2 separate regions of the Mus musculus genome follow, and region 2 is linked to region 1. The links are chromatin loops, found by intact Hi-C in ENCODE. Cell type or tissue: heart. All regions are shown on one strand. Each heading gives the region's core, and the rest is flanking DNA. Links, peaks and the distances in the headings are about the cores only. Region 1 holds the start of Gm33058 (a long non-coding RNA gene). Region 2 overlaps Sesn1 (sestrin 1).

Region 1 (5,376 bases), core at 83-5,082:
ATTACACAGTGATGGTCATTTCTGTTAAAATGTAGGCGATATAAGGAAAAGTATAAAAGCTATCCGAGCTAGGAGTGCGGCAGCACACACTTGTAATACTGACATACCTGGGAGGCTGAGGCAGGGGGATCATAAATTCAAGGCCAGTTCAAACCTATCTCAAAGCAAAACAAAACAAAAAATAAAGATGTTTTTATCCTGAGCTATATGGACATACCTTCAACAACATAGTCTTTGTGATATGTATTCTCAAATGAACCTATGTACACCAGGCTGACCTCAAACTCAAAGAGATGTCTGCTTCTAGAGTGCTGGGATTAGAGGCATGTATTAAAGATACACCTGGCTCTAATCTGCATGTTTTTCATTTATTTATGTATGTATTTATTTATTTTTATTTCATTTGCACTTGTGTTGTGCCTGCATGTGTGTCTCTGTAAAGATGTCAGCTCCCCTGGAACTGGAGTGAGAGACAGTTGTGAACTGCCCTGTGGGGCTGGGAATTGAAGCTGAGTCCTCTGATAGAGAAGTCAGTGCTCTTAACCACTAAGCCATTTCTTCAGCCCCTCTAATCTGTATTTTTAATAGTCAGTTTGTTTCATGTCACCTCTTCTCTCTTGGTTTCTTCGTGTCCATTCAGACAGCTTATATTGTTCACAGTATATTTAATACTTTTTAATAATCTCATAGGTTTTAAAAATGGGACAGTAAAAATTCTCTTGCCTTACCTCTATCAGCTTACTTTTCACTGTTTCACCGCTGTGATAAAGATATGCCCATGTGGTGGGTTGAATGAAAGCGGTCTCCATAGGCTCATATGTTTGACTTCTTGGTCCTCAGTTGGTGGAACTGTTTGGGAAGGATTAGAAAGTGTGGCCTTGTTGGAGGAGATGTGTTGCTGAGGATGGCTTTGAAGTTTTAACTCTCTCTCCCTCTCTCCATCTCTCTCTCTCTCCCTCCCTCCCTCCCTCTCCCTCTTCCTCCCTCTCTCTCTCCCTCTCTCTCTCTCCCTCTCTGCTTGCTCCCTGTAGGTCAGGTTGTAAAGCTCTCTGCTGCTTCTTCAGTGCCATGCCTGTCTGTGTCCTGCCATGATTGTGGACTAACCCTCTAAAATTGTTAGCGGCCCCCAGTTAAATGATTTATTAGAGTTATTAGGAGTTGCCCTGGTCATAGGTTCTCTTCACAACCGTAGAACAACAGTAACTAAGACAACCTCAAATTCTCAACCATGCTGATCTTTGTTGGATAGTGTTTGTTTGTTTGTTTCAAGACAAGATTTCTATGTGTGGCTCTGGCTGTCCTGGAAATCACTCTGTAGACCAAGCTGGTCTCAACCTCTGAGATCCACCTGCCTCTGCCCCCTGAGTGCTGGAATTTGAGGCAAAGTCTCTCTTTGATTATAATTTTCTCTCTCCATCCACCCAAGTGCAGGGATTACAGGCATGGACCTCAGTATCTGGCCCCTTTTTAATGTCACAGATTGGGCATTCTCGTCTAGTTGAAGACATTTTTCCAATCTGTTATATGTCTGTGGTACCATTTTATATAATAAAAATAAAATCCATTGATATAAAGGAACATTTAGTGCTATCAGGAGCAAACATATGTCAGATCAAGAAATGAGGGCACGGAGCTGGAGAGATGGCTCAGCAGTTAAGAGCACTGACTGCTCTTCTGAAGGTCCTGAGTTCAAATCCCAACAACCACATGGTGGCTCGCAACCATCCATAATGAGATCTGACACCCTTTTCTGGAGTGTCTGAAGACAGCTACAGTGTATTCACATATGTTGGGAAAAAGAAAGAAAGAAAGAAAGAAAGAAAGAAAGAAAGAAAGAAAGAAAGAAAGAAAGAAAGAAAGAAAGAAAGGGAGAGAGAGGGAGAGAGAGAGAGAAAGAAAGAGAGAGAGAAAGAGAGAGAGAAAGAGAGAAAGAAAGAAAGAAAGAAAGAAAGAAAGAAAGAAAGAAAGAAAGAAAGAAAGAAAGAAAGAAAAGAAAGAGAAAGGAGGGCACTAGGTAGGTGTGGTTGTTAGGGCCATAATGTCAGGTGTTTGAAGCCAAAAATTTTCAAGTTCAAGGCCAGTCTGAGTTAAATAACAGGCTGTAGTCTCAAAGAATAAGCAAGCCCTACTTCTCCCTCCAACTTGAAATCAGATCCCTGCTGTGCTGTTTAGCTGCCCCACCCCCACCCCCTTCCTGCTTTTTATTTCCCTTTTCTGGGATTAGCCCTAGACCTACTGGGTCAGCCCTTCCATTCAATTTCCTCCAAGGGGCACTGTAGAGCTTCACACCACCCACCACCTTCACATCACAGCTGGTTTGGTTGTCTTCAACACCTTTCTCTGAACCTAGCATCTGGTAGAGACTCTGTGGGGACCACAGTCTGCACCCCGTATCCTATGGATCTGGAGAAAGTGAAACTCACTGTTGCCACTTGAGAGCATGCCCCTGCCGTGCACACCACTTGATTCGAGCAAGCTATCACCATGTTTGAGTGTTTACAAATATGGGTAGAAAGGGAGTTTGTTTTACAGCGTGTCATTTGCAGAATCCGCAAAACTGGACAGTCCTTCCTATTTAATTAAAACAAAAATGTTGGGCTGGATAGGCCAAGACTGTAAGCCCACCATTTCAGAGACTAAAGTAGAAGACTCCTAAGTTCAAGGCCTGCCCGAGCTATAGACAAGACCCATGCCAGAAAAGAATGTTTTAATCAGGGAAAGAAAACAGACAAGAAGCTGTTCTATACTGAATGCATAATAAAATGTAAGCAACATGGCTTCACCCCAAAATACTGCATATGCAAACACACACACAATTGAGACCTATACCCAACATGGGAAACAGCAGAAATACTTTCTCAAAGCAACCTTTGTCCATCTGCTAGGATGGAGAGTTCCTTCACACCCAGTTTTTAATGGCATACAAATTGTAGTGATTTATTGTTCACTGAACGAGACAGCTATTCTTCACTTAGGAACTTCCCTTCCTGTAAAGGAATGCTTTATCCGCCAGAGCAACTGGCCGCTAACTCACCTGACAGGAGAGAGCAGGCATTGCCTTTCTCCTCTGCCTTTGCTTGGGAAGAAGCAGTTTCCCAGTGGCTGCTCAGACTGCTTCTCCAAGGACAGCAAGTCTGGAGATGTGAGGAGACTCGGCGGCACCCACGATCATATAATGCCTTGGGTTCTGAACTATGGAAGGGCGGGGCTCATCACCATGGCTGGAGGATGAGTTTTATAACAAGCCTTCCAGTGCTGCATACCTCCCCAGGCACAGGCTCTGTCTGTGCCTAGAGTTTCACAAAATACTATACTGTGACGGCAGCTTACTTTAACAAGAGGAAAGGAGAAGCGGGACCAGGACAGGCTTGGATGAAGCCACCAATCAGGAAGGAGGGTTAGCGTACACAGCAGGGCCAGGAAGAATATGCTAAAGATATTTCCTCTGCAGCCAGGAAGATCCAGGGCGGGGAAATAAGGATCCACGCGCACTGTTTGCCGAGAACCGCTTGCTTGCCGGTATCTTAGCATGTCTGCTCAGCCCTGCCGCTTCTCCGTACTGTGAATATAGTCATCGCGGCAATGAAGAAATGCCTCTAACTTCTAACACGCAGTTGTGAAACCCAGTGTTAGAACTTCATCACTTAGTAATTTTAGCCTTTGACATGATCTCTGGATGACCTGGAACTCCTGGTGATGCTCCTGCCTCTGCCTCTCCCAGCTACTAGAGTTATAACTGCACACCCCGCCCATTCTTTGTCAGTGGTCACTAAGGCATCTCTCGCAGACTCCTTATTTTGGCACATCAACATTCTGTGTAATCTATACAACCTCCAAGTTCTCTCCTGTCTTAATGGGGCATGATTATTAAATTACAAGGATGGATGGGTGGTGGTGGTGCATCCCTTTAATTCTAGTGCTTGGGAGGCAGAGGCAAATGGATCAAGGGAGTTCAAGGCCAGCTGGGTTTCCAGGACAGCCGGGGCTAAAAATTAGAAAGATCAAGTCATACATCCATTTATCCTGAAACAAAAAGACATCCAGGTAGTAAATAGATTCCCAGTAATGAAAAATAGGCACAAGCTAGTGTTGGGGTGGGGGATGGGCAGGAGTCCTTCCGGTTGGGGAGAAAGCCATGGTAGGAAATGCTGTAGGCAGACCCCAGCAGGCTTGTGAATTAGCAGCACGTTCCTATGCGTGTGCGTATGCGGACTGCCATGAGATCCTTGGGAAAACTTGGCTCTAATGTGTTCATGTGTGCAGTGACGCTGCATGTTGTTGGTGTCTTATGTTTCTGCCAGACTGTATTCACCATATGCGAGACAACGTGAAACCTCTTGGGTTACCACAGGGGCTTGGATTCAGGCACATATGTGGTCTCAGTTGGGCAAAAGTCCAAAGAATGAATGTACTTTTACTAATAGAGAAGGACAGGTTTAGCTGAGGTTAGGAACAGTGCCACTTTGACTTTTCACTTGTGGGGCCCCCGTCTGTGGTCTCTGACTGTGTTCGTCATTTCCCAGCACCAGTGCGAAGTGAACCATTTTGCAGTTGAGATAAAACGTGAGGGACTTGAGGGATGGATAGCCCGCAACCGAGAAATAAAATAAATGTGTTTACAGACAAATGCCAAATAGAATGGCGGAGCAGGGGACAGGAGTTCAAAGTCTAGGGCTCCAGGCCACCTGGAGGCCTGCGGACGTCCTGCACCCCAGTTTCCTCATCTCACAAATGAGTAACAGAACCCTGTTCTTGCCTGCTCCAAGGGTTGTTTCAAGCAGCAAATGGGGTGAGTAGTTTGTCCCCCCGTGGGGTGGTGGCAGCTCATTTGCATAACACCTTTTGCTATATCAGAGGATAATCTTGCTGCGGGCTGCAGGGGTTGAAGAAGTGTCGTAATTTCCAGACACCTTACTTGCAGTGTGCCCAAAGGTTTCTTTGAAAGATGCTTTTTAGAGTTGGGAAAATGGCTCCCCTATGGCCCTGACTAAGGGTCAAGTTCCTGGAATGCTCCATTTTGCTTAGTCTCAGGACCTCAGGGAGAGTTCTGAGATGGGCTATTTGAGCCTTTTTTTTTTTTTTTTTTTTTTAAAGACAGAGCTTGTCTGTGTAGCGCTGGCTGTCCTGGAACTCATTATGTAGACCAGGCTGGCCTGGAACTCACAGAGGTCCACCTGCCTCTGACTCCTAAGTGTTGGTATTAAAGGTGTGGACCACTACTCCTAGGCCCAATATCATCTTAATGCAGTTTTCTCTATAAAAATGGCTTTCCTAGGGCTGAGAGTTTAGTTTCTTGGTAGAGTGCTTGCCTAGCAACTAAGGGCCTCAGTTCAGTCCCCAGCACCAAAATGCAAAATAAACTAAGAATGGCCTCTA
Region 2 (5,376 bases), core at 82-5,081, 53 kb after region 1:
CAGCAGTTTTCACATGTCTGATGAAGTGGGAATCTTTCACTGGTTTCCAGGTACTGTCTCATGTTTTCAGGTGTGTGCCCCAAGCTGGCCTCAGACTTGCTTAGGTATCCTAAGTCTGCATCAACCCCCACGTCTGGATTACAGGCAATGGCTACTAAGATTTTCATGAAATTTGTTTTTTTCCAGTTGCCTTGCAGTTTTCCTGCTGCTCCTCTGCGCCCTTTGCTGCCCCAGTATCTGCCTGCAGACGCCATACTTTGTGTTCTTCCAGTGCACTGGCTCTTACTGGTTTTCAGCAGCATCAGAATCATCTAAACAATGCCAGCAAGTACCACCAGTGTCCCGTCAAGGGAGACAAAAGCCAGTCTTGGCAGCAGAAGCTGGACTTTTTCCTTTCTGTCCTGAGCATGATCTGTGTGGTTTTCATTCATTCTGTGCTGTGCCGGGAAGGGGCTCTGCTGAGCCCTGTGTGCCTAATTAGGCTTCTCACAAAACACTTCTCTCTGCATTGCTGTTAACTTAGTGTCTTGCCGGGGGTTGTAGTGCATGTCTGGTGTCAGTGTGCAAGGGGCAGGCACCATGCACCGCTGCACCGCTAACGCATAGGAGCATCTGAGGATACTGTTTGTTTCCCACAAGGGGTCTACTGTGTCTACTGTGATTTGAGGGTGTCCTCCAGAAAGAAGTTCTAGAGCTGGGCTGTGGGACAGAGGACGTGCTTGGTCCTGGGAACAGCACTCAGTTATCGGCGACTACTTTTCACAGAGGAATGGGTTCATGATCACAAGAGCCTGGCTCTTGCTTGGTCCTGAGCGGGAGCAGCTTGTGGCTCTGACCAGACATGGCTTAGTCTCCCCAGCCCCCAGCATCATGAGCCAAGGTAACCCCTTTTCCCCTCGACAGGATATCTGGATCCAAGTACTGAGCTGTGGTGATGCACAACGGACTCTCACAGCCTTGAAGAAGGTGCCACCTGGTTTCCTACCCTGCTGCACTGCTTTTTAAACCAGCAGGTTTCAGAGTAGCTCTGCTGTTTATCATCTGCCACTCCTCTGACCCCAGTGTGGTTCAGAACTGAAACTCAGATTTGGCTACTAACTGTGAAGCTAAAGTATAACATGAAATTAATAAAGCAAACTGTGGAAATTACTCTTTATTGAAAAATACCAGTAATACTGACAGACTTCAAAATCAATTTACGGTTCCAGAATACAAAGTACTTAATACATTTTTTTCCAAACCTGTTTGTATCTCAAAGTTAGCATTTTTGTAAATCAAGATACAAATATGATAACTTCACTAAAATATTTTCCAGCTTTATTCTTTAAGGAGCTGTATAACCTTCAAAGTCAGGGTCCCGAGGTCAGCAGGGCATGGGGCAGAATGCACCTGGCACTCCCTGTGCAGCAGACTGCAACCACATTTTCCACATTGTTGGCACCGGAACCAAAAATCCCGCACAAGACAGCTGTCCTCCAGGCTCAGAGAATATTGGGAAACGCACATCAAAAGATAGCCTGTTTTCCTTATAATTAACACACTATCATTTTAAGATTGCTCTTTGGAGGAAATCTTTTAAGAATGTCATTGCAATATCATCCAATAACTGAATTTTAAAAACTATAATGAAAGAAATGAACTGTTACCGCCAACACGGTCTTGACTGAGCTGTGAGTAAAAATTCTATGCTTTTTTAGATGCAAGAAAATAATGCGCATGAGTTCAATTCAAAAGCACACAAGGTGTGGCGTGGGCTCAGGTGGTAGCAGCACTCAGCCAAATAGCCATGTGCTCATCCCCGCACAGCAGCACCGAGCGCCACTCAATTCCGCATGTGTGAACTTAGTAGCCACGTCCCAGTCTTTACGCACTCTGTCTTGTCACCTTGTCACATCAGAGCAATGGGATCTGGAGATTTACTAGTTGCTGTATTGAAACAAGTTCACAGCATCTCGTGCTGTCTGTCAAAAAGCAAACACTGTGGCCGGCAGCCTTTCTTCCCAGCTCTAACACCAAAGCTGCCGAGTGCTCACTGCTAGACAGGCAGTGAGATCCCACAGTAAAATAGCAGACACTAAAGGAATTGTGGCACATGGATTTTTGAATGCTTTTTATCTACTGTTGGTCCTGGGGCTCTTGGTTCCATCCCCTTGTACACTAAATGTGCTGTTCATTCCAGGGTCATCTTTAATGGAGGAGAGGCATCAGGTCATATACCGGGTAATGGCTCTCAGAGCATACAGGAGTTCTGCTTGCATCCTAGCTTCTATAAGAAGCAGATTAACATGGACCTGAGTATAAAATACAACAACACATAAGGACAGGTTAGAAACATCACTGTTTTCTGTGCATTCAATTAAAAACAAAGTCCCAAATGAGTGCAGTTACTTGTCCCTTAATGAGTTGATGGTTTCGGATTCTCCTTGGGTAACCCAGTCCCCGGGTGTCACACTAGTGCGCGTTAGTGTAGTCTAAGCCCTCAGAGCACAACATAAAGCAGATGGGTGGCTGCTCCAGGGTCTGGAATAGTGACAGATACTGTACTTGTTACTCAGCACAGATACAATCATTGTAAACATTCGTGATCCTCACTCGGCTCAGTCTATGGATGCAGAAACATGACTCTGAAAGGCTGACTGCATAGTCTATGTGCTACCAAAGAGCGTACATCTTTACTTGTTAGCACAATATCAGATTTCTTTTGGGATAAATGTCTTATTCTTCTTACATTTGACCACATGTCTTCCTGGATATTTGTCACAGTTCTAAAATCTAGGTACTGCTTTGTTAGGCTTCTAGGATTCCCTGCCAAACCATCAATTTCTAGAAAGATGCTTCCACCCATCCCTGCCTATGCAGTTTTTAAAAGTTCTTCCAAAATGGTAGTCTTGGGTGGAGACAGCTATGCCAGTATCTCTGAGGACAGACCAGCCCGGTCGTCTATCCTCGCTCTCCTCTCTCAAGGGTACCCGAGACAGCTGCTGTGGGACGGCATTTTTCAGGTCGTTGAGATCCTGAGTGGGTTTGAGGGAAGGAGACTAACAAGCCTGCGGATGACAATGGGCAGCCCACAAGCACGCACCTTCTCAGAGTGCTTGAACTGCCTCCAGAAGCTGTCATACATCCTTTTGGTAACCTTTTCAGGAGTGCACACGACGGTTTTGATGTAAACTTTAAAGCTACGATCCAGCAGCTGGTTAATTTCCCCATAGTCATAGTCGTCGTATCTGTTGAGAGACGCAGGGATGAGCTGCTGTCAATGCACAGCACACACATCTGTAAACGCACGCTTTCCTCCTCCTCCCACACAGTGAGAAATGATACAGCTTTATGATGCTAAGATGGGCTGAGATGAAAAAGCATAGAGGAGAGAACTTGGGAAGAAGAGAGAGAGTTTTCAAGTGCCTGAGCGGACTGTTCCCACAGGACTGGGTATTACAGAACTGCATATTCACAATCACAAACACAGAACCATGCTGAAACCTACTCTGAAAAGAGCACAGAGTGCTGAAATTAAGGATTTATATTTATTACTGGTACTATTATATACCATACAGTGGAAATTTACTTGTGTAAAACGAGTTTCTGGGGTCGGATGAGGAAAAGATGCCCTGGGTGCGTGCGTGGAGCAGGGGGCAGCCAGCCGGTGTCACTGTTAGGAGAGGCCGAGAGGCCTGCAGACTACAATGTCTGTTCTGACTGCTGAATCATGGGTTTCGATCACAGGCATGGAAGTTACCTATTGTGTTTTCAGTGGAAAAGAGACAAAGCTCTTGGTAAAGCTGGTCCTATAGCTATGCAGGAGGCTGAAGTCTGGGCACTGATTGGTCAAGCTCACCTCCTATCTGTGCTGGGACAGCCAGCCTGCTCTTCCAAGTCACCTGCCACCTGTCAAGGCCTTACCTCTGCCCTGCCATTCTAGAGGGAGAGGGGGGGGGGAAGAGGGGAGAGGGGATAGGGGGAGGGGGGAGAGGGGGAAGGGGGAGGGGGGAGAGGGGGGAGGGGGAGGAGAGGGAGAGAGGGAGAGAGAGAAAGAGAGAGCGCAAGCCCAAACTGTGATAAAGCAGGTCTGTGAAGCTCAAGAACTTTAAAAATAAGCTGAATGTGTGTGTTTGTGTGTGCCACGTGCACACTGCAGGCACCTAAAGACTTCTGTGTAAAGGAAGTGTCTTTATAAACGTTAAGAAAACAGACTGACCGTATTCCAAACATGCAGTGGATATAGTTCCAGATAGCCCGTCTGAGCATTGAGGTATCAACATCTTTGTGCATGGCCATAGTATTGTAAGTTAGATTGTAAGCAATGTGAAATTTCTCATCAATTAACTGTCCCACATCTGGATAGAGACGATTCACCAGAGAGTAACCATGGTCTTCCCAGCAGTAGTCCTAATACAAGGAAGAGAGGAACTATGAACAGTCAAATGTGGCAGAACAGCTTCCTGTTCACAGCGATGCAAGATGTGAGGTCACCAGCAGCCTCTGTTTCCCTGGTACCACAGTCTACTCTCAATTTCCATACTGGAACATGAGGAAGGAGATGGGTTGCAATCTGGTTGAGTTTAAGAAGCAAGGGAGGCACAGTCTTTCATCTCTCAGCTTTCCACCTAGCTTCCAGAAGCAACACAAACTGAAGTTCCTCCCCCAAGACGTTTAGATGTTTCTCAAATTTTGTGAATTTCCAAACCAGCTGTGGTAGCTAATAGCTATTATTCTAGCACTTAGAAAGATGAAGCAGAGAGACCAAAAGTTACATACCATCCTAGACTATAACAAGAATATGTCACAAAACAAAAATTTAAAAATATCTAGTTGAATGCATCTGTCACTCACCCCCCTTGTCCTCTCATCTGACTGTCACCCCATCAACCAGATCTTCTGACTCTAATATAAACTCTCCTCCATGCTGCAAGCCTTCAAACAACTGCCATGCCTACCTACTTGTACCTTTCTCTAGTGTTTTCCTAAAACTCGCATGTTGACATTATGCTAGCACCTGGTCACTGCATGCCCATCCATCCTGCTGCAAACCGCACAGGTTGGAGGTGCCTGACCAGCTTAAGACTTCTTCCTACTGACGGAAGCAGGAAGCCGCAGTACCAAGTCTCTTTCCAACCTTCGCTGGATAACTACACTGAGACTAACTTACATCTTCTCTCTTCTGCCTATGATATAAGCCCAGTCCCTGTGGTACCTGAGGCAAACCATGGCTTGCACACCCAGGAAAACCACCCAGCACTGAGCTACATTCTCAGCTGTTCTTTCTTTTTAAAAACCCAAATCTTTCACACTCTAATCTCTCCATAAAACTTTTAGTTCACAACAACCCCTTCAATTTTGAATTTATTGTATTTCATGACACCTTAATTCTTCCTT

What was found. Hi-C counts contacts between places; a loop is a spot of excess contacts. Peaks named below come from ENCODE experiments on the same cell type or tissue, not always from the same donor. Only the 100,000 strongest peaks of a DNase experiment are listed, where the experiment ranks them.
Region 2: a loop joins it to region 1, with 2.4 times the contacts of the local background. A loop is called at or near these places in 2 of 42 quality-filtered maps.

What each region holds. Positions count from the first base shown.
Region 1 is chr10:41,956,897-41,962,272 of GRCm38, reverse strand. All of the region lies in intron 10 of Armc2 (armadillo repeat containing 2), which reads left to right. It overlaps Gm33058 (a long non-coding RNA gene), which reads right to left and starts at 3,366. Exons shown (of 3, transcript XR_380266.3): 1 at 3,035-3,366; 2 at 729-849. In heart, for the core only: CTCF peaks have their summits at 2,077 and 2,280; DNase peaks (open chromatin) are centred at 2,302 and 3,252.
Region 2 is chr10:41,904,187-41,909,562 of GRCm38, reverse strand. Sesn1 (sestrin 1) reads right to left here. Exons shown (of 10, transcript NM_001162908.1): 8 at 4,199-4,389; 9 at 3,083-3,227; 10 at 1,127-2,291. The coding sequence ends at 2,205. It also overlaps a transcript of Armc2 not described here. Among named protein-coding and RNA genes, the nearest start is that of Gm33058, 52 kb to the left of the region's middle. In heart, for the core only: no CTCF peak of the experiment used is centred there; no DNase peak of the experiment used is centred there.